2 separate regions of the Homo sapiens genome follow, and region 2 is linked to region 1. The links are chromatin contacts, found by Hi-C or POLR2A ChIA-PET in ENCODE. All regions are on one chromosome and are shown on one strand. Each heading gives the region's core, a stretch centred on a gene start or an enhancer-like site at or near the end of the contact. The rest is flanking DNA. Distances are from core to core; before and after follow the strand shown. Region 1 overlaps LOC105370504 (a long non-coding RNA gene). Region 2 overlaps LOC105370504 (a long non-coding RNA gene).

Region 1 (5,165 bases), core at 1,396-3,895:
CAGCAATGACTGAAGAGTGCCAGATCCTAGGTTCTGTGTCTTCTTAGGTGCACTGTGTCATTTAATCCTTACAACAATCTGAGGTCAGAACTATTATTATCCCTATTTTACAGATTAGAAAACTGGAGTTTACAGAATTTAAATAACTTCCCCAACATTACCCACCTAGGTAATAGTGGAATCCAGAACTTTCTCACTCAAAGCTCTGGTTCTTATTCATTGTTCTGCCCACCTCCTGTCATGTAATCCAAACATTGGGAAAAAAGGCAGTTTCCCCTCTTTTGTGGGGAATGCTGGTCACAGTGTTTTCCATATTAAGACACTGAATAAATTCTATAATTCTTTCATTAAAGTTTTGATTTCTACGGTTTTTTCCCCAGATTTTAAAGAAAAAATCCTCAGTGTCTAAATTAAAGCAAAGCCAAGTTCTTTTCCTTTCCCATGTCCCAGCTTTCACAATGCTTTTCTTCTAGAGTTCAGAAGCCAAGGGTCATCTAAGCAGCTGCCCCTATCTGGTTTCTGCAAGTCTAGATGGAATAAGACAGATAGCAATTTATTGTACATTTTTTGGGATGGGTGGAGAGATAGGAAGCTCTAAAGAATTCACATTCATCTGGCAACAACAAGAATGCTTGTCTGCTATCCTTAAGATCCAGGGTTTAGACCTACAAAGCATTCTTTGATAGCTCCTGCTCTGAATGCAGTGTGGACCCTGCGAGGAATTCCTAGCAGCTCTGCTCTGGTCATTTCCTTCTGGGAAGGCTTTTCACCTGGCCTCCAAAGCTCCACTGAGACCTGTCCCTAGATTATCTCTCCAATTAAGGCCCAAGTTAATAGACTTCCCTTATTTCTTAGACATCTGGTTTAGAGCTTGGTGCCTTGGGAATCGCCAAGTTCTGCCCTCATGTGGACATCCCAACCTTGTGAAATTCAAATGTGGAGGAGTTCTTTCACTAACAAGGCAGCTTAATGGGCCTGGGATTAAAAGCACAGCGGCCTGTGTCCAGGACTAGTTATATAAGAGAACCTCCAAGAGAGGACATGTTTTCTCCAAATAAATAAGGCAAAGAGGCTACACTCACTAGTGCCACAGCTGGGGAGCAACTGTGAGCAATGAATTTCTCATGCTAACAAATCCAAGCTCTTTGGAAAACAGATGCTGAGCGCTGGGACTGGCACTGGATCTCCCCTGGCAGGAACTGCAAAGATTCAGAGATGGAAGGGTATCTAGAAATCATTTGTTCATAAACACAGCTGAGGGACCGCAACCTGCTTTTATGCCCTGCCTGGGCTGCCCTGGTGGATCTCTTCCATGCAGTGTTTCTATGAGGAAGAAGGCAGACATGCAAGCTTTCTGCAGCCCACGCTGTACAGAAATAATTAAACAGTTTTTCTTAACCTCTTGAACTTTTCATTTATTATTGCCATCCATTATGTCTACCTTCTCAAATCGCAGAATCCCAAAACTGAGCTCTGGGGTCAAGGGTTTATTGTTTAATGGAGATAGAACATTTTGTAAATTGCACAAAGTCACAATGTTTATAATAGAAGCTTCTGGTGTACTGAATCTTTTCCATTTAACAAACAGTGAGCTTTGACATGTGTTCTTCCTACATAGCAAGAAATCTGGGGTAAGTGCAGTACTGGCATGAATGCATTACCAAATCCTTCCTGTAAACCAAGTGACATCTGCAGTCAAATAAAAACATTCCTTCCACCAAATACCAGGAAATTCTAAAAGTATCACTATTCTTCTAAGGTCATGCTAAAATGAAGTTTTGGCTTTTAGAACACAGAGTAAGGATGAAGAAGGCCAACATTTTTGTCCAATACACATTTGTTGCTACAAGTCCTTGGGGACAACCTCCTGTTTCAAATATGAACATGTGTATGGAGAATTATTCCTAGGATTTAACCTTCAAATGAAAAGTGTAAATATTTTAAGAAAATGTATTAATGTTAAAAAATATTTCTGTTGTCTTTGTTTTTGCTAGAATTTGTACTTTCCAGTCAGGAACGGATTTGCTTGAAACAAAGCAAACATCCTCAAAAATGTACCCAGCCAAAATAACCAATGTATAAATACTTAGGATTAACAAAATATGAATATTCTTCAGTAAAGAAACTTGACCAAGAATTGGAAGTCCTTGGGAAATAACAGAAAAAAAAGTCTTAAACCTAAATTTTTAACCCTTTGTGTTGGAGCTCTAATCAATATATTTAAAGGAAATAAATGTTTGTGCAACATATTCTCCTGCGTTTTTTGGGGGGGACTTAATATAAATTAATGCTAATATAAAACCTTTTGGACTATAAGTGTAGTTACTGAAAACCAATGTAAAAAGTGACATTCCATGAGTGATTACCATAACTATTTTCTTAAGTCTTCACAATTGTCTCACAGCACCGGATATATTTTTGGCTATTTTTTATGAGGTAAAAACACCTATAATACATACATTTTACATTTGTAATGGTTCAGGCAGCTTTCTCTGCAAAATTCTCCATTCCTGAACTTCCCTGGCAATGCTCACTTAATTTTTTTCTCACTGTCTAAGTTTCTAAAAGAATTGTGTAGTATTTAGTGTTTGCCTCAATGGACTCTTGCTTACTGTGGGCCAAGCAAGACCTCGCAGGATTCAGGCTCACCATTGCAAATTGGCCAGCAGGTGTCACTGTGGGTTTGGGTGGTAACCCAACTGACTACAGAAAAGAATGACTGATGAAGGGGAGTAATAAGAAAAGGAGAGAAAGGGAAATACAAAAGCAGGTTCTTAGAGGAAGAGAAAAGTGAATTAAAGATCGCTGATGTTTCCATAGACCTTTTCTCTAGGATTTCAGTGTTCTTTTGTACCACCTCCCTGGTTCTTGTTAGCCCAGATAGGAATTCACTTGCATAAGATCTGTTGATTCTGAGTTAGTCACTAAGGATAACTTCACTAAATAAAATAGCAACAGAGATGAGCAAAGTTGGGAAGAGCTGGATTCCTGCAGCCTGTTCCCGACTACTCAGGCCTTGCCTCTGGGCTTCGTTGCTGTACGTTTTTTTGAACCATAGGCCCCTTTGTTTAACCTCAGAAATGTACAAAGTCTCTCAGCTTTTAAATAGGTCATAGACTTGTGGCCCAGAATAAGATTTTGGCTATCCCTAACCGTTCAGTAGTAAAATAAATCCTACTGTTTCATTACTTAAAGGGGCATCTTGGCCTGGAAAGTTGGTCCTTGTATCTCTCAAAGATTTGGATTGCTCATTTTCAACAAAGCTAGCCTGTTCAAGTCACATCTCTTTCTGAGTGCATGGAATTTCTTAATAAATAAAATTTCAATTTGTAAAATTAACACATATTTCTTGAACACCTGTCAACTTTTAAGAATAGCTGGCCATAAAAACTCTCTGTACAACGAGGAATTCACAGATGGCCTAATTTGAATAACAGGCTATAAATTGATTTCTTTTTTGGCTTGATATGTGAAAACAGCATCCATATTGTTGGTGCAGAGAGCAGGCAGTTTGTTAAAAAAAAAAAAAAAAGGATGCATGACTTGACTTCTCCAAATAAGGCATAACGTGTGTGAAATATCTTAATTGTAGTCAAGTTCTGAAGAAAACAAAGCAGAAAAAGGCTTTAAAGAAAAACAGTAAGTTTTCTACCTTCTGGAGAACCTTTGTGCCACTGTAACAATTTTATTTTTTATTTTTATTTTATTTTATTTTTGAGATGGAGTCTTGCTCTGTCACCCAGGCTGGAGTGCAGTGGCACCATCTCAGTTCACTTCAGCCTCCGCTTCCCCGGCTCAAGTGATTCTCCTGCCTCAGTCTCCTGAGTAGCTGGGATTACAGGCGTGCACCACCATGCCTAGCTAATTTTTGTATTTTTAGTAGAGATGGGGTTTCACCATGTTGGCCAGGATGCACTGTAACACCTTAATGTCTTCTCTGTTCCATCTCACATCATGGACTACCATCACATGATGATGTCATGATACCTCATGGCTGGAGACTGGACCCAGGAGGGTTAGAAACAAAAGCAATTCCTCTGTTATGAACATCCTGCAGTTTATATCTGATTTTAATTTCCTTACCTTTAAGTGTACATACATTAAGTTTCTTAATGATCCTTCTTCTAGTGCTGATTCTAAAGATTAAAACTATAATGTTAAGAAAAAAGAAAAGAGGATAAATTTGCAGGTTCAAAAACATTTAGAAAACTTAACTACAAAGTATGAACACTTAGTTGCCATCTAGCTTAGTCATCTATTCACAGAGATTAATAATTCTGGAGGAGGCTGGTTTGGTTCCACAGAAGATGATACAAGAGATGGCTTATAACTCTTCGTGAAAGTTCTTCAGGAAATCCATGCATTCATATATATGCCCCCTTCCCAATTCTCATTTGTGTATAAGGATAGGTCATTAATGTAACATTGTTTTCTCTGGTGCTCAAAGATTAAGGTTCACTTTTGCTTAGGATTTCTGGCAGAACATGTAGGAATCATAGCAACAGGCACTACAAGCACAAGCAGCTGATGGGTGTGGAGTGGGAGAAGAGAAAGAGGGAAGAGGGGTGTTAAGGTATAAAAATATTTATCCAGGGTAACAGAGTATCAACAGAATTCCTTTCAATTAGATGTATACATCTGTGAGGAGTGGACTCCTTGGCCATTGGTTTATCCTTTGGAATAATGCCCCACCATTTCCATGACAACTTATTAGACAGTTAAAAAATAATAGTGAGCACAATTCTTTCTGAGCCACTATGCCCTTTGTCTACTATGACTGTTATTGCATCTGTAATCACATAATATGACTGGGTATCTTGTGTAGGTGTAAGTTATCTTGTGCACACATACTTCTGTGTCTGCTAAACTCCCCTCTCAACACACAAAAAGCCTAGTTTCTCTAGGATAGGAGTTGCATGTTATACATCTCAAATCCCTGAAAACTTCTGCCTTGGTGCAAAGCATTTGGTGGGAATTCAATGAATCTTTGTTGAATGAATGAAAATTATAAAGGATACTTTTGTTTGGCAAATGTTGGTATTGCTAGATTACTTTTATGTAGTCCATATAAATAATTCACTTCTTGTGGTTCCATATCCTGATGTGAAAATTATGCATTTACTGTGCTTTCATAGATATTAATGGGGGCTATTAAAATCTAGAGA
Region 2 (5,788 bases), core at 285-2,784, 81 kb before region 1:
GCAACATCTTAATCTCTTCCTCTTGCCAAATCCAGTTTATCTTTTTTCCTTGGCCAGACTCCTCTTTATTTTTTGGCTCTCCCCTATACTGTTTCCTCTGTGATACTGAGACCCCAGTAGTAGACTTCCTAGATAAATTATCAGCTTGCTATGACATGGTTTTGGACATGTTTATTGAAATAAAACATAAATGCAGAGAAGTATAGGTCATAGTAATTTTGAAACATGCTATACGTATCATGAAAGAGTGTCATTAGCCTATTCTTCAACAGATACTGTTTTAGTTTAACCTATTTTTATCCATCTCCCCTCCAAGATAATTCTTGTGAACTCAGAAATGTAATATTCTTGGAAATTTTTTGGCCCAATTTTTCTTCAAGTGATAGAATATGGTTTCAAAAACTATGTTTTGAGGGATGAAGTTATTGATTGATTCCACAGATCACTTGAGTAATTTAGCTGCATATTTGTCATTATAAAATAATGTCTCAATCTCTTGGAGGTGCTGGAAGCCCTTAATGTGTCTGTAAGGTGATTATTCTCTCTTGGGTGTGCCTCTGAGTAAAGCTTCCTCCATTTATCCTGTTTTTCTCCTAGTAGAAGAGTGCTCAACCTTCTGAATACTGTGAGAGAGGGTGTGCATGCATGTGTGCTGTGCGGGGTGATGGTGTTGGTGGGATGAGAGCATAATGTAACACCATGGCCCTTCATGTGCTTTCATTTGCCACTGAAAACAAATAAAGGAAACATTAGTATTCATAATTGTTCCACTTGATACAGCAAACTTTTATGGAATTGGGAAACTTGATTCAAATGATTGCAATATAATGCTGTTAAGAATTTTAGACAAGAAAATTAAAGCATATGATTCTGGAATGACATAAATATAGGAGTTTTTTTTTTAACTTATTAATCTATTTTTACTTCTTCTGGTGCAACTCGTCCTCTCGCCATCCACATCATATACCCGTTTTGGTTTCAGAAAAGTAGATCTACATGTATACAGCATAATACTTTTCTTTAAGGTCACAACATATCCTGAAAGAAAAGCTAAAGTTTAAATGAAATTACTTTTTTTTTCAATAGATTTGCTCCAAGATAGTGTGATCCAAATAGTGGATACTCAATAAATAAATGTCGATTTGATATGCAAGAAAAAGCTAAGGTATTTTTCAAATGCATATGCAGAGTGGACACTTGGCCCCTTAGCCTATACTGTTCATTCAGATAAGGTGTAAATATGGGGTTAGGACAGCAGGAAGTGATTAATTTTCTTAGATATTTAACATGGTCCTTTGAAGGGGATCAGCTTTTGAATCTTTACGATTATATTTATTGCAATGGTGCTTCCCTTCTATGTTTAGACATGAAAGTGAATGTCACTGTTGAACAGTAAACACAGGAGAATGACTATGTGACAGAAGTATGTAAAGTATTTTGTAATTCGGTAGAGAATCAAAGTCAGCTTCAGTTCTTTGCATTCTCAGGGATTCAGAAAGGATTAGATAACAATAGTTGGAACCTATGCCAGAGAGTAACTGAAGGATAGCATTCCTTGAACCTCAGAAACCTGGGTGAAAGGAATTGGGCAATTAAGGTTTTTAGGAAGTCTAATGGGGTCATTTGTGAATGCCATCTTCATGGAACTTGGCAAACTGTCATCTCAGAGATCAAGGGAGGTCACTGATGTGAGGGTTGGAGGAATGAAAGTGGAGTGACTGTTTCCTGCCAAGTATGTTTAAAGGCTCTTGTCTGAAGGTAGCTACAGGTTTTTTTTTGTTTAATTTGGTTTTGTTTTCAACAATATCAGGGAGCTAAAGATACATGTCTTTGTAAAGTGAGCTCTCCTGGTTTTCCACCAAAGTTATATTATATCCAAAGAGCCTATATTTGTTTTCCCCTTTATCCAATGACTAAACATTTATTAAATATAAATGATGTGTCATGCTGAAGATAAAAGTACAATGTAAAAATTTTTTTTTTACATTAGCTTAAACTTTCAAATACATTCAGGCTAGTACTGATTCATTAAAAATATGTATGGGGGGATTTCCTGTTACTCTGGGTAGGCATGGAGGAATTTGATTTTTTTTTTTTTTGGAGACGGAGTCTTGCTCTGTTGTCCCGGTTGAAGTGCGCTGGCACAATCTTGGCTCACTGCATCTTTGCCTCCTGGGTTCAAGCAATTCTCCTGACTCAGTCTCCCAAGTAGCTGGGATTACAGGCGCCCACCATCACACCCTGCTAATTTTTGTATTTTAGTAGAGATGGGGTTTCACCATGTTGGCCAGGCTGGTCTCGAACTTCTGACCTCAAGTGATCCACCTGCCTTGGCCTCCCAAAGTGTTGGGATTACAGGCGTGAGCACCATGCCTGGCCCAAGGAATTTGAAAGTGGGAAAAAGTACAATTACCTATTTATTTCAAGAGTGTTGTATATTTTAGGTGGGGCTATGGCAGTAAGTCTAAACAATGATGAGGAATCTGAAAACAAAGTCATCTGAAGAGAAAGGGAAGGAATTAAATGGAAGGAAAGAATATTAAGCAGATGCATGAGAGCTGTTTTCAAACATCTGATGGACTGCCTAGTAGAAGAAAGAATTAACTTTTTCTTTTCATGCACAACAAATGGATATGCGTTACAGGAAGGTAATTAACTTTATATAGGAAATAGTTTTGAGTTGACCTGGGAAGGGTCTTCATGCTTTTACAAGTACACAAGGATGAGGTGGACAGCTTGTAACCATTGAAGGCTTATGATAAAATAGCAATGTGTTAATAGTTTTTAGCGTGCATTTTGCCAAGTTATACAAAGGTTTGGAGCACAGGAGAACTTGTCATAAGGGATGTTGCCTGGCAGCTACTGTAACCCATGTGTGATGTGATAGATGCTCTCCTAGGATGGTGGAGGTGGGAATGAAGAGGAAGCTTGTATTTGAAAGACATTTTCATGAAACATAAACAAGACTGTGAAAGGCAGATGAACAGAATGAATGAGAAGGAGGAATCTAACATAACCCCAGGACCATCATCTGGGTGGTGGGGAGATTGTTGGTATCACTGACAGAGTCAGGAAAGCCATGTGAAGGAGTCACATTATGGGTATTTTTGAAGAAGAGAAGGAAGAGAAAGGGAGCAAGGGGAGATGCAGACATGCATAAGTTTTCTCATAGGTGTCAACTTGATTTTGGCCATTACCCAAGTGGACAGACATGGTAGTCAGTCTGAGATTTGGAATTGGCTCAGGTGCAGATTCAGATGTGGAAGAAAGCTCCTGGGGGAAGCTCCCGCAAAGGATAGGGAAACGGAGGTGAGGAGGGAGCTTGTGTAAACCCCGTTATAACGGGCATTTAGGGTCTTTTGATAGTTTGCAGAAGTTTCTGAATCTGTGTAGGAGGGGGTTCGTGGCATGGGAGGGTAGAGGGCTACAGGGGTTCTTATTTCTAAATTAGCCTACACTTTCCGACAGGTTCCTCTTTCATTTCAGACAGAGACTAAAATAATAGCAACTCTTAAAACCTCAGTTTGCTCATCACAATATTCCAATGAGCTATTTTACTTTGGCTTGGGCGTAGCTGAAGAATCATGACTGTTGTGAATACTTTTACAGAAACTCTTGCTTTTCACTCTTAACAACTCATAAAGAGAAAGCCAAACTTTTTTTTTTTTAAATACATCTAGCAACAAATGCCTCTTGCTGGATCATCTGCTTCATAAGGTTATCACCCACCCTGTACATTAACCTCATGATTTCTTAAGAATACAGGAGTGACAGTTCAACAAAGGGTAGGCTTTTTATTTTGTTGTTTCTATCTATAGAAATTTGAGTACATTATTTTCCAAGTGACCCACAAAAGGATGTCAATGGAACTACATTAAGACAAGTATGGGGGGACTATAGTATATAGATACCCATTTAATTCCAGTTACTGTAACACCTGACTAAAGCTCTTTTGAAAGAACTTTGAAGATAGAAACAGACTTATCTGTACAATACCAACTGCTCCTTTATTAGTATTATTTCAAGTATGTTCACACTGATTCCTTGCATTTTAATGAAGTTACTCTTTTAGGACTGGAAGAGAACTGTTGACTAAGTGTTGAACAGTTGAAAGCCATTGTTCGTAATAGAGTTTTACCTTTGGGACTGAAAAGCTCTGTTTTTATAATTCTGAATAATCATCAGGTGATTAGTGAAGCTAAACACAACTGATTTACTCCTCAGCTTGGCAGATATAGGCCATGCTGATTGGGTGATGATAAATTTAGAGCAACAGGTACCTCCCTGTCAATTTAGTATTAATGCTACTTTCAAAAAGCTCCTGTTTTATTCGTAGAAAATACAAACATTGAATTCTGTGGTGGCGAGGTTTCTCAAAAGTTTACTTTGGCTACTCAAAATATTTATGAATGTGTATAGCCAGCTTTAAACTGTTTTGAAATATAATTCTTATAAGTTATTATAAACAGAAATCTTTGTTTGAGGCATCATGCACTTTCAGATTATCATAAACCAAACTGGAGCTGTTTAAAATAAGCATATTATGTTTGCAGCCAGGTATTTTTTTTTTTTCATCAAAAAACCCATTCCTAATTCTTCAGAAGAAGAGAAGTAACAATTATAAACCTCCGGGGCCCTGGTGGTTGAACTATAAAGATAGAGAATGATGGTCTTTTTTTTTTTTTCCCTTGTTAGTGTTAAAAATATCTGCAAATGGACTTGTTAGTGGTCAAGTAAAAACCATTTGGATGGTAACTTTCATCTATATAACAGGAAATTTCATGGTTCACATCTGTTACCACATATAAGTCTGAATCCAGAGGTGGCCTCAAGTGGTATTTTTGATCTAAGTGCGAACCCAGCTGCAATGTGCTCTAATATTAGCAAAGGGGACCTGCTTTCCTAAAGGGAGGATGATTTAAGGCTCTATTTCTGTTGTTCAGCAAATGCTGTTAGAAGCAGCAGAAGGTTACCCTTTTCCCATCACCTTAATTCCAGAGATACTCACAGACCTGACATTAGGCTGTTGGCTACTCGTCATAAGACTTCTCTGTCAAAGTGAATTCAGCTGATGAGCCATGAACACGCTTACAGTCAGATAATAGATGAAAGACTCTCAAGATAAACGAGGTGCTTATAAATACTGGCCAAAGTTGTTTAAAAGAGGATGGCAAAGGCCGTTAATTCTCGTCAGGCAGTTTCAAAAGACAGGGGATACTTGACTTCTTACTGAAGAGCACATTATCTTACCTCTGTGCGAGGGTGGGGCTCGGATGCATGTTGAAAGGGCGAGAGGCCTTTTAAAACTGATGCTAAACCCCATGTTCTCCCGAAGGGAGGAAGGAGAATTTTTTTTTTTCCAAATGTGATAAAGGACTTTGTACCCACCCTTACAGGCTAACATTTTGACCAGGTTATATCACACAAAATACTCTTGTTTTTCCATGCTTGGTTCTTTCTCTCCCACCCTGAAAGCTCAAATGATATCTGTAGAAGATAAACATTGATAATCTTTTCTTTTCAGGAGCTGATCACATCTAAACTCAAATTGAATACTCTTCTTGGTGATCTCTTATTTCTATCTTCACACTGTAGAATGTGGATTTCAAAATGTAGGTAAAAGCACAGGTTGTCCACAGTTTTTTTTTTCCATTGAAATAGCCAGTATGCCTCAATTTACAAGTAAGTTGCATTTGGGGTTGGTATCTGTTAGTATGATTTATTAATAACACAAAAATTTAAAAAATATTTAAACTTAAAAAAATTGCCAATTGGATTGGGATATCTC

The links. Hi-C counts contacts between places; a loop is a spot of excess contacts on that map. ChIA-PET counts read pairs that join two places held with the same protein, here RNA polymerase II (POLR2A). Pooled maps may share reads with other maps.
Region 2: a pooled map shows a loop between it and region 1 (2.4-fold over the local background). The contact joins two enhancer-like sites. A Hi-C loop is called at or near these places in 1 of 168 maps with a recorded cell type or tissue (PC-3) and 1 of 50 pooled maps. POLR2A ChIA-PET finds 5 or more read pairs at or near these places in 3 of 52 experiments (AG04450, MCF 10A and PC-3).

The regions. Positions count from the first base shown.
Region 1 is chr14:53,537,011-53,542,175 of GRCh38, forward strand. The region is part of intron 2 of LOC105370504 (a long non-coding RNA gene); the gene reads left to right. Among named protein-coding and RNA genes, the nearest start is that of LINC02331, 310 kb to the right of the region's middle. Within about 2 kb of position 2,646, at least 3 of the 41 ENCODE cell types and tissues checked have a DNase peak (open chromatin) inside an H3K27ac peak, as active enhancers do.
Region 2 is chr14:53,457,062-53,462,849 of GRCh38, forward strand. All of the region lies in intron 2 of LOC105370504 (a long non-coding RNA gene), which reads left to right. Among named protein-coding and RNA genes, the nearest start is that of DDHD1-DT, 310 kb to the left of the region's middle. RefSeq lists an enhancer at 886-2,085. Within about 2 kb of position 1,535, at least 2 of the 41 ENCODE cell types and tissues checked have a DNase peak (open chromatin) inside an H3K27ac peak, as active enhancers do.